2 separate regions of the Homo sapiens genome follow, and region 2 is linked to region 1. Evidence: chromatin loops called from intact Hi-C (ENCODE). Cell type or tissue: endothelial cell of umbilical vein. All regions are shown on one strand.

What was found. A loop is a pair of places that touch in the nucleus more often than their neighbours do. Peaks named below come from ENCODE experiments on the same cell type or tissue, not always from the same donor. Only the 100,000 strongest peaks of a DNase experiment are listed, where the experiment ranks them.
Region 2: a loop joins it to region 1, with 2.3 times the contacts of the local background. A loop is called at or near these places in 2 of 110 quality-filtered maps.

Annotation. Positions count from the first base shown.
Region 1 is chr6:81,610,248-81,618,247 of GRCh38, reverse strand. No RefSeq gene overlaps it. Among named protein-coding and RNA genes, the nearest start is that of TENT5A, 140 kb to the left of the region's middle. In endothelial cell of umbilical vein, no CTCF peak of the experiment used is centred here; DNase peaks (open chromatin) are centred at 3,707 and 4,457; H3K27ac peaks cover 1,765 bases.
Region 2 is chr6:82,009,926-82,017,925 of GRCh38, reverse strand. All of the region lies in intron 3 of LINC02542 (long intergenic non-protein coding RNA 2542), which reads left to right. LOC107986617 (a long non-coding RNA gene) reads right to left here and starts at 322. Exons shown (of 4, transcript XR_001744231.2): 1 at 1-322. RefSeq lists an enhancer at 240-534. In endothelial cell of umbilical vein, no CTCF peak of the experiment used is centred here; a DNase peak (open chromatin) is centred at 3,865; H3K27ac peaks cover 3,287 bases.

The DNA of each region.
Region 1 (8,000 bases):
ATGATTGACACTAGAATAAGTTGGCTAATTTACCCAACCTCTCACCATAACTTGGTTAGCAACTCTAACCAAGTACAATTCCTAACCATTGTACTTCCCTGTTACACAGACTCTTGAGCACATACCTCACAAACATTTAGTGCTTGTGCATGTATGTTTGCCAGTCATATTACTAATAATAATTAGTACTATTGCAGAAAATATTCATTTTCTTCTTACTGCAATATAACCAAAAATTTAGAATTTTAGTTCAAAAGATATTTATAGTTTTTGTTTTCTTTCTTTCCAAACTTGATGAGCCAGAGATCCAAATCTGATGTCTGTTGCTTCAGACACATAGTTCAGTGTATTCCCCAGTCTCTTTTGCATTAGTTGCGGACTCAATTATAATGAATAGAATCTGGGTTCCACGGCTGGTCTGTAAAAATCTCCCATGTGCTTCTCTATTCTCTTTTCTCTTCCAGTCAGCTGGAATAGCAGCTGTTAGGGTGATCTTAACAGCCATGTATGAAGATGGTATAACTGCTGACAACCTGGATTCTGAAAGACTGTGTAGAGAAGTTGCCTCACTTTTCTGAATGAACAGGTCTATAACAAGCAAGAAATAAAAGTCTGTTGTTTTCAGCTACTGAAATATTGGGGTCTATTTTTTTTTTATTGCAGCATCACATCCTAACTAATATAACAAATTATATTAATTATAATTAGAAAAACTAATTTATTATTCTCAATTGCATATTATCTAATTATTAAGGAATAAGTGAATGAATGAATGAATGTAGCATTTTGGAGTTTAGGTAAGTATTTCTTGAGTTCTTAGTATTTGCTAGAATCTTCCGTGCTGTTGCAAATCCTCACAATCCCTGAAGTAAATAATTGATACAAAGACTCATATAAAACCTATACTTTCCACTACTCCAGGTTATCTCAAATGACAACTTATTTTTCTTCTCTATATGTGAGTAAGTAGAGGAGGAAACACACTGAAGTCAGGTTACTGTGTACCACCTGCCTTTGTTAAAGGATAGGTGGGTTGGTGAATTCCTTTTGGTTCTCATATTCCTGAGCAAAGATTGCAAAGACTTTTGGGTCATTTTCAGGTTATTGCCTTAGGGTTCAGTTATTTTATTTCTTTCTCTGTTAATAGAAAGAATGTCACTTTGCCTTCAGATGTGGCCATGTTTCTTAGAATGTGTTAAATCTAGACTTTTATCCTTAGACAATGATCAAATTTACTTTCTGTTTTTTGACTTTATTTTGGTGTGTGTGTGGCATGTTTGTATGTAAAAGAAAATAGTTTTCTAAATGAAAGTTTTCCCAAGTATCTAAGTCCTATTCGGTATTATATAAACAATTTATTAATGTGAAAAGTGTAATATATTATGTTATTTGTGACATACATATTAACATAGATTTTTTAAATAAAACATTATATTACTTATCTTTTTTAAGAACTGAGGAAATTCATTTCTGTGCTTAGGAAAGCTCTATGTCTTGGAATTGTATGACAGTAATTAATATTAGTCATGATTTATTTGTTTTTTTTTTTTTTAATTTTATTTTAGCTACAGTGTCTTGCTCTGTCACCCAAGCTAGAGTGCAGTGGCACAATTAAAGCTCACTGCAGCCTCCAACTCCTGGGCTCAAGTGATCCTCCCACCTCAGCCTCCCAAATAGCTAGGTCCGTGCCACCATGTATAGCTATTTTTTAAAAAACTAAGTGTAAAGACAGGGTCATGCTATGTTGCTCAGGCTGGTCTCAAACCCCTGATCTCAAGCAATCCTCTGGCCTCAGCTTCCCAAAGCCTTGGGATTACAGAAGTGAGCCACCGTGTCTGACCAATAATTTCTTTTGTAGCAGCTGAAAAATAGCGAAGTGGCTCTTTGAAGAAACATGGTAGAACACGAGTCTGCTCTTAATCGAAACTGAAATGTTGGGACCATGGTGACAAAATCTGGGCTCTGCCCAATTTGGACATAATTTGGAGTTGATTTAAGCTTGTCATATGCAAACAGATTTTTTGTTTTAATTTCAAGTTGACAACTACAGATGCTTTTAGCACTATTTGTGCCATAAAAAGAAAAAACTCATTTTTTTCTTTCTTACCCCAAGTGAACATAGATATTTATTGGAAATTTGGAACTGAGAAACAGTATTCTTCAAGGCATAATCTAAACCCACTTAGCAAAACATGTGAAATCTCTTACAGCATGTAAAAGTTTTCTTTATGTACAAAGCACTGGAGAGTTTTAAACAACACCTGCATTCATGGCCTGGACTGTTATTCTCTTATTTTTGCCTTACTGTGGACTTAAAGTTCTCATCCATAAATCATTTTTATGAAATGAATAAACGACTTCTTTCATTGATGAACTACAAACTGACTGCACTGGTTACATTATAGCTAAGAGTAACATATTGATAGAGTTCTGCAAAAAAGAAATGAATGAGGCTTTTTGCCTGAGAGGAGCGAAAGTCAAATTGGATTTGGAATGATAACAAAGAGCAAAACTCAGGCTCAGTAAAGTTTAAGCCTATTGACATTTTATTAATAGTTATTTTTAAAGGCCACTAATGAATTTTTGTAGGGAATTTTAGACAGTGGCTGTTTATTAGGGAACTTGAAGCACATGGCTTAAATATTTAATAGCGGTCATCAAAGCCAGAGGAAATGACCTGATGAAAATAGAACTAGAGATGCTAATTTCTACCCAATATTTAATATGAAAATAATTTTATGTTATAGTAATTAACACACCACGTTTTTAATGCTTAGTAAACACCACCATATCCATTGTATATAGTGAAAGAAATAGAGACTGGATCTACAGAATAAAGTAAAATGTAGAGTCATGTATGCATTAAAAGCCAAATAATTTAAAGTCCCCGAATACATTTCTATGCAGAAAAATATGGTTAAGAAATTTTTATCATGTAGATATATGACACTGAAGTTAAATAAATAATCAGAATTTATATGTCTTAAAGAACCTAATCATTTTCAAAAGGGATCAATTATTTGGTCAAATTGTATGTTTGATGCCATGCCAAACATCTGGATTAATGGTTGAAAATTTAAATGAGGTACTTATACTGAACCGTTTTTCTGACACATCTGGCAGAATGTATATTGATGCTAATGTCTTATATCATTTTCTTATTTTAAATTAAACCATGCCTTCAATGTGAAATAGATTCAAGGTAATTTTCAAACCTAAGTTATACTGCATTGCCTATTATCCAATAATTTAATATAGAATCTGTGAAATAATGAAGTGATTCCAGAAATTTCAGAAGATCATGCAATCCCTTTGAATGCACAATTAAAACGTATACACTAATCATGAGCTCTATATTGTTGAAATCTGTAAATAACAAAAACAACAAACTTCTAAAATTGAAGACTTTACCTACATAACATTATTTGTAAGTTTAACATTTAAGATAGTACGGTCCTGACTACAGAGCCACAGAGCATTTGTTAATTTTTTCCACTTTTACACACTTTATTTTCTAATAAATATAAAATATTGAGATCCCATGATCAACATCAAAATCATTTACAAAATTTCCTTTTGTACATAAACACTTCCTATTGTACCTCCTAATTCCACCCTGGAGATCCCTAACATCATTCTTTGATTGTTGACTTTCCACTGTTTGCATATCTTTGTGCTTTCCAAGCCACCCCAGCTGCAGTGAGCAGGCTTTGCTCATAAAGCCTTTCCCTCAGAGATAAGACCTGCCTTCATGTAATCTTAGCACATCCCTTCATTTCCTCTTGTGCTTGAGTCCCTTTAAATGCAGCTTTTCCGGTTTTAAAAGTGCCATAAACATCTTCCTAGCTCATTACAGACCATTATCATACTTTCTTTTTGCTTATATGCTAGATAGAGAAATCCACTGCTATGCCACAATGGAATAAAATCATTTTGGAGCATCAGGAAGTGTAGATGCCTTAAATATCACACTGGATACCTTCCAAAAGCAAATCACAGTGCAAAATTATGGTGATCAAACCTCACATTGGCATCTGTCAGCTATCTCACTATTAACTGGATTTCTAATTAGGAAAATATTGGAAATAGAATGAGAAGTTGGGCATATTTTCAAAGACAGCAGAAACGTTTAGTGAAGAAAACATAAAGCTGAAGCCTGATCTTGAGGAAGGAATTGGTTGTTTTTTGGGGGGTGGTGGGGTAGGTGGTGGTAACCTGTGAAGTCCTCATGATCTGATCCTAGCCTTCTTTTTAATTCTTTCCCATCTACATTACCTGAAAGCAAAGTTTTCCCAAGACTTCATGCTTTCGTGGATTCCCTCTCTTTCTGCTTTCCTTCTTCCCTTCCTTCTTCCCTGTTCCAGGAAGAGTTGGATATTTCTTTTTTTTTTTCCCTAGGGAAACTTTTACATAATTGTGGTTAACAATTTCTGCTTCTGAGGAGACAGTCACTTCCTGAGTAGACTACTTCCTGTTGGATGATTCTGATAAACAGTCTTTCAGAAGCAACTCAGAATCCATCCAGTGACTGTTCAGCAGGAAAGCCCTTCACATATTTGAAACTCATTTACATATTCTTCTTTCTGCTCATCTACACCAGAAACAAACTCTCTAGTCCTATAATGCAATCCTTATATAGTCAGGGTCCCCAGGGGATCCTTATTTAGTTAAGACTCTTCTGAATGAATTACTTTGCCAATATACCTTTGAAATGATGGTGCCCAGAGCTAGACCCAAAATTTCAAATATAATCTAATGTTATCTAGACATATGTCACTACTAATGCAAAGGTAGGGAAACATTAGCTTTTCAAGCAGACACTGTAATTTTCTTGAACCTTTTAAACCTGGAATTAACTAAAATGTTTAGACCTTTTTATATGAAAATGCTTTCATGTCAAGTTTTTACCATCAATACACCGCACTTCACATAGTTACTCAAATTGTGTTTTATCAATATGTCACAGGAAAAATGTACTCAAAGTTTTGGGTTTTCTTCACATTTCACCTTTGGGGTCTCTAATGTGAAGAAACAAGGTGCTAAACAACTAAGTTTGGCCCGAGACGGTGGAGAATTAAAGAAACCCTTCTTGTTAAAAAAAAAAAAAAATGAAAAATGTAACATTCGGGTGCAGGTGTTTACGAGATGAAACCAGAAATGTATACATATTTGGACGTACATTCATGAAATATTTCTGAAAGTATGCACAATAACTGGTATACAAATTGACTCAAGGATAAGAATATATCTAAGGAACACGGCGAATGAGAAATTTTCACTCTCTTCTTGTTTGTATCTTTTACATTTTGAACCATGTAAATATATTACCTATTCAAAAAATAATCATGTTTTAAAGAAAGGAATAAATTACTCTCTATATATTTGTGTGTGGTTAGGATTTGTTTTCTGGAAGGAGACACAAAAGTAGTTAAAGATTATTTTGGGTTGGGGGTATTTTGAATTACTTGTTAACTCTATTGTTTAAATCATCTCACAATAAGTATATATTTAAATGCTAGCTGGGATTTTCTGCCACAGGTATTTTCTTCATTAAGATTTTTCTTTAAAAAATATTTTTCAAGATAGTTATAAGAGCAGAAAGATAGCTTAAAAATCAAAACTCAAGGTGACAGTAAATCATTTTAGAAGTAGCAATCATTTTAGGTTGTTCATAAATACCGTTTTAAGAATCAATCATTTATTCCTATACATGATAATTTTTTACTCTGAACTCCTTTCTTTGCAGAGCTTGGTAAACACATGTCTGATGATGTAACTTGGTGTTTTTCTTGTGTTCTTTTTTTCTAATTTATTACTGTTCACCTGTTTTCCATGTTGCTCTATTTAGATTATTTTAAACCAAAGTTAAGCCCTAGGAAATAGCCAGAGAATAGCCCAAAGGCAGTGACTACATCATTTGAGTCTGCCAAATCTCCTAACAGTACTATCACATAGGAGATGATTAATAAATACTTGATGATTTGAAAACATAAAAGAGCAAGTGGCCTGTTGGATCATTCTAAAAGGCATTCTCGGCGTTGATCTCTAGAAGTGGTGTAGCGTGAATTGATGCGAAGCCTTTTCCAAATTCAGGGTTAATTTAGAGATTCAGTAAGGATTTCAATTCTAAGGACTTTTTTTTGTCCATTGGGACAACAAAATTCTCATTAAAATAAATCCTTTCCTCTATTTGTTTTGAAGAAAAATGCATTGCACAGGTGGCATAAGCTTTCTGGAAATGAAGATGAGGAAAGAGGCATAGACACGCATAGTGCTCAGCCAGCAGACGTTACTAAGAAATAATACTAAACCAGTCATCAGAAGACATGCAAGGCCCCATTTATTATGGATTGGGACATTTAGGTTCTTACTTAGGCAAGTAAACTATCCTTCTTAAGACAATTTTTTTCTGTAACAAACAGTTCTATTGTAAAAATAATATTTTGTGATGTCTAAAAAGATACTAGAAGGATTTATGTAGCCATATAATTTCATAATATATTTGTACTTTTAAATGATTTGTTACTCTTAATATGTAAAAACAATTAATACATTTTTAAAATTGTTAAATATAAAATAGATGTTCAAATGCATTGTGCAGAGTACATGAAACTTACATATCTCTAACCAAGCTCCTTTATTGAAAGAGCCACTTAAACCAGACTCCAAATTTCCAATTTGTTCTTTCTCCTCAGAGACACAATGAAGACTTGGTAGAGGTTGCATTCTTTGCTGCAATAAGCAATAAACTCAGCTTTGGGTTATGCATGTATGTGTGTGTATATATACATACATATGTAGTATAAAATCTATATAAATTGTATATAAAATATATACCACTATATATACTACTAGTACATATACTGTATATAGCAAAACTAAAATTATAAAGCAACTGCTTGTAAATAATAATAGCTAATGTTTTGAATTTGTCTTCAAATTTTTCATGAGAAGAAAATTGTAGGTTATAGAGTCTTTTAAAGTTCATCTTTTTGGTATGATGAGAAATACACTCCTCAATAAATTTTTTATTTAAATTCAATGTGACAGATCCCAACTAGTAGTAAATATGACCCATGATGTCTTCTTTGAACTTGATAAAGACAATGTTTTTACTTTTTCATAAAACAACTCCCCAACAATTTTAATCCTTGTATTCTGGCCCACAGTTCCTTGTGATTCCATAGAGTTATACTCATCACCACCTCTCTGGGTTTACTTTTCCAGGAGTCTGGTAAGATTTAACATTAGGCTCAGATATAAGATTTTCCCTAAATATAGTAGCTAATGCAAACAGGCCTGCAGCAATGAATTTGACATAGTGTTCTGGGGTGTTTTAGAAATTTTTGAAAATTTAGAAAATATAGTAAGCAACCTAATTTTCATAGGTTATCTATACTCTGGTTATTCACAAGGAAAATTACCCAATATTTTAAAAGAGAGTTTATTTCCTTTGTATTTTTCTCACTTAACTTGGCAATCTTTCTAAAATTTAATTTTATTTATTTATTTATTTTTGAGACAAGGTCTCACTCTATTGTCCAAGCTGGAGTGCAGTGGTGCAATCACAGCTCACTGCAGCCTCAACCTCCTGGGCTCAGGTGATCCTCACACTTCAGCCTCCCGACTAGCTGGGACTACAGGTATGCACCACCATGCCTGGCTAGTTTTTGTAGTTTTTGTAGAGATGGAGTTTCGTCACATTGCCCAGGCTGGTCTTGAATTCCTGGGCTAAACTAATACACCCACCTCAGCCTCCCAAAATGTTGAGGTTACAAGTGTGAGCCACGGTGCTTGACCAAATTTAATTTTTTTAACTGACAAATAATAATTGTATATATTCATACAGTACATAGTGGTGTTTGGATATACATATAATGTATAGTGATCAGATTAGGGTGATTAGCATAACCATTATCTCAAACATTTATCATTTCTTTGTGTTGGGAACATTCAATATCTTCCTTCTAGTTATTTTAAACTATATTTTATTATTAACT
Region 2 (8,000 bases), 400 kb before region 1:
CCAAACTTTAAATTCTTCATCTGTTAAAATGAAAATACTAATACCTACATCATAGGGTTGCCTTTGAGAGTAGAATTAATTATTATTAATTCTATACAATGGAATTAACTTATAAACTGATTCTTCAACACAGAATATTTTTGGAGCACTCAATATGGTAATTTTCATGTGGATTGGATAGATTAATCATACCCAGAATGGGCAGAAATATTTTGCAATGCTCACAGGGGAGACTGAGAAATCCCAAATCAAATCTAAAAACTTTACAATGGCATGAGATTCCTGCTTGCTCTGTCCCCTTCTCCTGTTGCCTATTGAAATGACTGGGAGAGCTGTTAAGCAAGTGCTTAACTCCTCAGGGATTGATGAGTCAGAGTCAGCAAAGAGGACTCTGCTAAGCCTCTGTGACCCTGAGCCCTCCCTTCTCCCAGGTTATGACTGATTCTTGCCCAGTTTTGCATTATTTCACCATGGAGACAAATGTTCTAAAGAGGGAAGGAGGATTTGCTGGGCTTGTTTATTGCTGTAATAACATCTGTCAGGTGTTAAGCAACTACCTTCTCTCCAGCTGCCCCCTTTCCTCCTGTTCCTTTGAATAAGCCTAGATAGTTACCCCAAATACCATTTCTACTGTAGATAGGAGAGTTGCCTCCAAGATTGGTCCTTGGTTGCCAGCTGTGAAAATACTGCCACATCTCCAGTGACACACTATTGTGCAGTGTTTATAACCTGGGGTTAGGCATCAGACTCAACAAGGTTTCCATCTCAGCTCTAGTTACCAACTTAACTTCTCTTACTTTCAGTTTCTCATCCATAAAATAGGATAATAATAGCTTATATTTGATGAAATTAGAGGAGATTATGGCTTTGTAGTAACCATTTCACGTATGTTAGCTTCTAAGATCATTATTATTAAAAATGTTCTCTGGAGCTTTAAATTTATTTTTGGAACTACTTATTCTGGATTCCAAACAGCCCTGGTAGGAGTATAAACTCTGAAAACTACTGGCTCAGGCTCCTGGCTATCTCCAGATTTATGTACATGCCTCTCTTAGTAGGCAAAGTGTCTGGCCAAACTATTGATTGAATGACTCTGTATCAATTATCTTTTGTTGCAGTTATTATTCCTGATGAGACTGTTGGCTAGCTAGATAGTTTTGGGTTCTGCTTATCTGATCTTTGCTTAGTTCTGCTGAGCTCAACGATGCATCTTATGTCTGCTGTTGGGTCAGTTAGAAACAGGCTGATATAGAATAGTGTCACTCACATGGCTGGCTATCAGTTTGGGTGATATGGAGGATGGGACTGTGTATTTCTTCTCATCCAGCAGGCTAGCCTAGGCTTATTTTCATGCTAGAAATTGGGTTCTGAGACAAGAGAGAGGTAAAGCATGCAAGGTTTCTTGATTGTACCCCATCATATTGCATTCTGTTGGCCAAAGCAAGTCACAAAAGCGAGCCCAGGCATAAGAAGCATGAAAATAGACCTCAACTAGCAAAGGACGGATATGCAAAGGCATATTGCAAAGGGTATGGATACAGGGAGTTGTGAACACATAGGGCCATCAGTTTACCATGTACTCACCGTAAAGTAATCATTAGCCCTGGGCATCAATATTCTTGACTCAATAACTGGAACATAAAACTGAACTATTAATCCACTATATTCCATTCAATGTGTTGAAATTGTTGCCTTCTTTCAGTGTTTCAACAACCATTTTCCCAGTGTAGGTGCAAAGGAAGATGAACATAGTATTCTGAATAGGTCAGAGTTTCTGCTCTTTCCTTCTTTTCCACTCTTCCTTTTCACCCACAATCCTGCCTACTACTGAATGTTCTTTGAACTCAGTGATCTTCTCTATTCTGCAGAGTGTAAATCAAGTGTAGAAATAGGTAGGGCAAAAATATGAGAGTAGAATTTAAACTTCTAGAAGTTCTTTCTTCCACATTTGCTCTTGGAATCACTGCATAGTCAAAGTAATGCACAGTTGTCACTTGCCATTCAGTTTTGAGAAATGAGTCTCTCTTTTTCTTATTTCCCTCTCATGCCTATTGCCAATATTTATTTTTCACCATGGAATGGTTGTTGTGAAATTTTTCCTACACTGAGTACTTTTTAAGTTTTTTTATAGCACATAGACCCACTATGGCTAGCATCTCATGGCTCACTTCCCATTAGACATTTGTGAACATGGTCTTTGGATGGTACTTAAGTTTTCTGGAGTGGCAGCGTAAACAGGAATGGAAATTCAGAACAAAGCATCAGAAGGAAATGCTGTGACGTGGGGCATGATGTTCAAGGACCAGTGAAACAAAGGCAAAAACACACAAAGAGTGACCCTGGAATGATTGATTTCATCAACAAGTATGAACCTCAGAGAATTAAGATTACAAAGTGCCATGAAAAGCCAGAAGTGTGATGCCTTTGTGCACCCAAAGACTTTACAATCTGGTTGTTAAGGCAGATCCTGATAGAAAAATATACAATGATATAAGAAGATCATTAAGGGCAGAATTGAGAGGGGTGGTCTGTAAAGAACAAAGTATTATAAGGATGGCTTGGAGTGGCCGAGAAAGGTTGACAGACTCTGGTAAACTGAAAACCCAGGTTATTTCTGAACTGACTCAGAATGGCTGTGTCACCAAAAAAAGGACAAAGGAGTCAAGGAGACTATGTGTACTTCCTTAATTATTTTTATGGTTTGCTGATTCATAGACTGATTGAGCTGCAGGGTTGGAGGGGACTGTAGCTGTCATCTAGCAAAGCTGCTTTCTTGCCATCCAATGTTGGAAAATATTGGAAGCCTTCTTCCACCGTCCTTTCCTTCAGTCCTTGAGTAGATCAGCAGTGCTTCAAACCTTACTGTATGGAATATTGACTTTCTGTGTCTCTGCTGACACACCCTGAAATGGGTAGAACTTAAGGCTCCTTGGAAGAAGACAGTTCATTTCCTGAGTCAGCACAGACCCATCACCTCAGCCTCAAAGCTCTCATTTTATATCTGAATCAAAGGGTGTCCTAAACATGGAACACAGCCCTTCCCTTCCTTTTTTTCCCCGTCAAAGTGAAAAATGGCTGGGTAGGAGCTCTAATTATGTGGAACATGCTGGACACTCTTTTCATGTCCAAGTAAATTGGTGTAACCACTGTCCTTGAAGCAATGAGGTGATGCTGTGGTAACCACAGAGATGGGCTGGTATGCTCACAGTAGCAACAAAATCTAGTATTTGCACAGTGTTTTATAATTGTAACGAGTATTTACATATATTATTTGAATCTTGTTAAATTCAGTACCCTAGACCTGATAACTATTATTATCATAGGCTCTCATTTTTTGAATCTGTAAACTGAGGCTTAGAGAAGTATAACTTGACTTAAATAAGTTAGTAATCAAAACCTAGAACCGAGATTTTTTTTCTCAACTCTCAATTCAGTGCTATTTTTACTACACTGTGATTATTTTTTCTTAATAGTTCATCCCATGATTTTTATTTGTTTGGTAACTTACTGTCTGTAAAAACTCCCCCAAAATAAATTAATGTCATTGGTCTTCATATTTTTCTTAAGAAAACTGGAAAGACTCCAAAGATTTGTCCCCTGTGATCCATTTTGGAACTTTAAGATGAACAAAATAGATCTATGGGAAGAAAAAAATAATATTTTAAAATTTAAGCAATTTTCTTTCTGTCTACTCTAAAAATATGAGTCTATTGCTTGTTAATGCTGACAACATCCCAGTGAGGTAAGGAGGTCAGGAACACTATTATCTCTCTGTTTTTAAAAGCGGGTACACAGAGAGGAAATAACTTGCCCAAGGACATGGTGACTCAGTCAGAAGAGGAGCCAGGATGAAAACAGCCCTCATTTTTTGACTTTCAATACAACCAAGACCCTGATCCAGATGGGTTACGGGATTATGGCCCTTCACAAATAAGTGCATATTAGTCAGATGTGGAAATAATTATGTCCCTTTCACATTCTGAACAGAAAGTGAACTCTCAAATATATTGGCAAAGGGGAAGCCAAGATTCTCCAAGACTTTTTCTTTCCTTCTTTTTATTTTTAAGTCACAGATGGCTAGTCTGAAAATGAGGGAAAAAAAACAACCTTTCCTTGTCTTTTCTCTTAGGCCTGGCCTCACATAACACCCCCTACCACACCCCTGTGGGAAGAAGGATTACACTTTCCACTATTCCCTAGAGTAGATTTTGTTCTTTTAAAATAAACAAACACTTGAAAACTTTTTTTCTTCTAATATTAGCTTTGGTCTTGAACCAGAATTGATTTGGCATGGAGTAACTAGAAAGGATGAATAGTATTCTCCATGAGCAGTAGAGGAGATTCTCTTTCCACAGAGCCTTTTAGAATCATCATTCAATATGATGAACCCAAAATGAGACTAATTTTGACCAAGAGAAATAATGACATGAGATAACCACTCATCATCCCTGTTGGCTGGGATTACCTAATGATGCCAAGTGGGGTGGCTGCCTACATTCCTATTTTCCCCACACCAGAATGACCATGTACCCTGGGTCTGGTTGTATAATAATAAATTATCCTTTTTTTTTTTAACTCAAGGAAGGATTGCCTTTTTCAATTCACACAAAGATTCTTCACAGTGTCTGGTAGAGGCCCTGATCCAGTCCTTCCTAGTGGCTCTATTCCTCTACTCCCAAATTAAACCTGCTTTCTCATATGCTGGCAAAGTTGGATTACATGGCAGGTTAGTTACTTGCTGAAATGACTCTTTGGTATTTGATCCTTTTTCTGCAACATGTATATAGTTTTCTTACAGATAATGGGTCTATAACTTTATAAGATTATAAAAATAAGATCATATTTGTAGGATAAACATTTAGAATTAGAACCAGTGTGGTGATGGAATCCTCTTTATCTAGTTATCTAGGAAATACAACCTTGGAGAGAAACTATGAATGGGTAAGTGGAGATGTGAACAGCCCTGTTTTGGTCTGCTAAAACTATCATAACAAAATACCACAGCCTGGGTGGCTTAAACAACAGATTTTATTCCTAACGTTTTGAGAGTCTCAGGAGCCCAGGATCAAGATGTTGGCAAAGTAGGTTTTATCCTGAGGCCTCTTCTCTTAGTGGCTGCTTTCTGGCTGTGTACTCACAGAACCTCTTTGTGAGCTTGTGAAGAGGGAGAGAGCTCCTTGGTGTCTCTTATAAGGACACTAATCCTATTGGAACAGGGCTCCACACTTATGACCTCATTTAACCTGAATTACTTCTGTAGAGGCCTCAATTGCCTGAATAGCTGTTTGAAAACATGATATGGTGTTAAATAGTCCTAGAGACTATTCAAATGAAAAGAAAAATTGTTCTACCTCATATTTCAAAAGAAGAGAGCTTGCACAATTTTCAGTGTTAACTCTCCTTTTGTAAAACATTATGAAAATCCTATTTTTCAAATGTTTTCCTGTATTACCTTGGTATGCATTCTGTCAACTTAAAGGGCTTTTTTCCCCTTTCCCATAAAACATAGTATGTGGCAATTTTATCAAGTAGAGACTGCATCTTTTCTGTTTACTTAATTTCTTTTTTAAAAAGACCAACTTATTTAGGTGTAATTGACATATAAATAGCTGTATACATTTAATATATGCATCTTGACGAGTTTGGGGATAAGTATACATCCATAAAACCAGCACCACCATCAAAGCCATAAACACATCCATCACCTCCCAAAGTGTCCTCCTGCCCTCTTTGTTGTTGTTGTTATTGTCTTTCTATAAGAACCCTTAACATATGATCTACTCTCTTAGGAATTTTAAGTATGTAATGCAGTATTGTTAGTGATGGGTGCAATGATGTATAGATCTCCAGAACTTATCTTACACAACTGAAACTTTGTACCTTTTAATTGTTCTTTTCCCATTTCTTCCTCTCCCTATTCACTGACAACTACCATTCTACTCTCTGCTACTGTGAGTTTGACTATTTTAGATTCCACATGTAAGTGAAATCATGCAGTGTTTATCTTTCTGAGTCTGGCTTATTCCATTTAATATAATGTCTTCGGGTTCATCCGTGTTGTGCAAATGGTAGGATTTCCTTATTTTTGAGGCTGAATAGTACTCCATTGTATGTATCTACCATGACTTTTTCATTCATTCATCCATTGATGGACAATTAGGTTGCTTCCATATCTTGGTTATTGTGAATAATGCTGCAATGAACATGGGAATGCAGATGTTTGTCTCTTCAAGATCCTATTTCAACTGTTTTGGATATATACCCAGAAGTGGGATTGCTGGATCATATATTAGTTCTATTTTTAATTTTTTAAGGAACTTCCATACTGTTTTCCATAATGGCTTTATGCATTTACATTCCCATCAACAGTACAGGGTTCCCTTTTCTCCACATCTTTGGCAATACTTACCTTTTATTTATTTACTTCTTTATTTTTATAACAGCCATCCTAGTAGGTGTGAGATGATACCTAGAGATTTCAGTTTGCATTTGTCTGATGATTAGTGATGTTGAGCACATTTATATGTACTTCTTGGCCATTTGGATGTCTTTTTTTGAGAAATTTCTTTTCAAGTTCTTTGCCTATTTTGTAGTCATATTTATTAATGTTTTTCTTTTCAGCTGTATGAATTCCGTATTATTTTAGATATTAATCCCTTATCAGATATATGGTTTGCAAATATTTGCTCCCACTCCATAAGTTGCCTTTTCATTTTGTTGATCATTTCTTTTGCTATCCAGAAGCTTTTTAGTTTGATGTAATACTACTGGTTTATTTTTGCTTTTGTTGTCTGTGCATTTTTTGCTAAAATTAACTTCGAGGAGCTTTTCCTCTATATCTTCTTCTCTAAGTCTTTATTTTGAGTTGATGTGGGTGCTTGGTGTAAGGTAAGAGTTTGTTTGTTTTACATGTAGATACACAGATTTCTATTCAATATTTATTCAAAAGGTTATCTTTCAATCTTGTGGATTTCTGGTGCCCTTGTCAAAAATTAGTTGCAAATGATGGGCAAAGACTTCAAGACTAAAACACCAAAAGAAATTGCAACAAAAGCCAGAATTGACTAATGAGATCTAATTAAGCTAAAGAGCTTTTGCACAGCAAAATAAACTATCATCAGAGCCTACAGAATGGGAGAAAATTTTTGTGATCTACCCATCCGACAAAGGTCTAATTTCCAGAATCTACAAGGAGCTTAAACAAATTTACAAGAAAAAAAAAAAAACCATCAAGAAGTGGGTGAAGGATATGAACAGACACTTTTCAAAAGAAGATATTCATGCAGCCAACAAACATGAACAAAAGCTCATCATCACTGGTCATTAGAGAAATGCAGATCAAAACCACAATGAGATACCACCTCATGCCAATTAGAATGGCAATTACTAAAAAGTCAGGAAACAATAGATGTGAGGCTGTGGAGAAACAGGAACACTTTTACGCTGTTGGTGGGAATGTAAATTAGTTCAATCCTTGTGGAAGACAGTGTGGCAATTCCTCAAGGATCTGGAACCAGAAATACCATTTGATGCAGCAATCCCATTACTGGGTATATACTAGAGGAAAGTAAATCATTCTACTATAAAGACACATGCATATGTATGTTTATTGTAGCACTATTTACAATAGCAAAGACTTGGAACCAACCCAAATGCCCATCAATGATAGACTGGATAAAGAAAATGTGGCACATATATACCATGGAATACTATGCAGCCATAAAAAAGAATGAGTTCATGTCCTTTGCAGGAACATGGATGAAGCTGGAAGCCATCATTCTCAGCAAACTAACACAGGAATAGAAAACCAAATACCACATGTTCTCACTCATAAGTGGGAGTTGAACAATGAGAACACATGGACCCAGGGAGAGGAGCATTACACACTTGGTCCTGTCAGGGGGTGGTGGGTAAGGGGAGGGAGAGCATTAGGACAAACACCTAATGCATGCGGGGCTTAAAACCTAGATGACGGGTTGATAGGTACAGCAAACCATCAT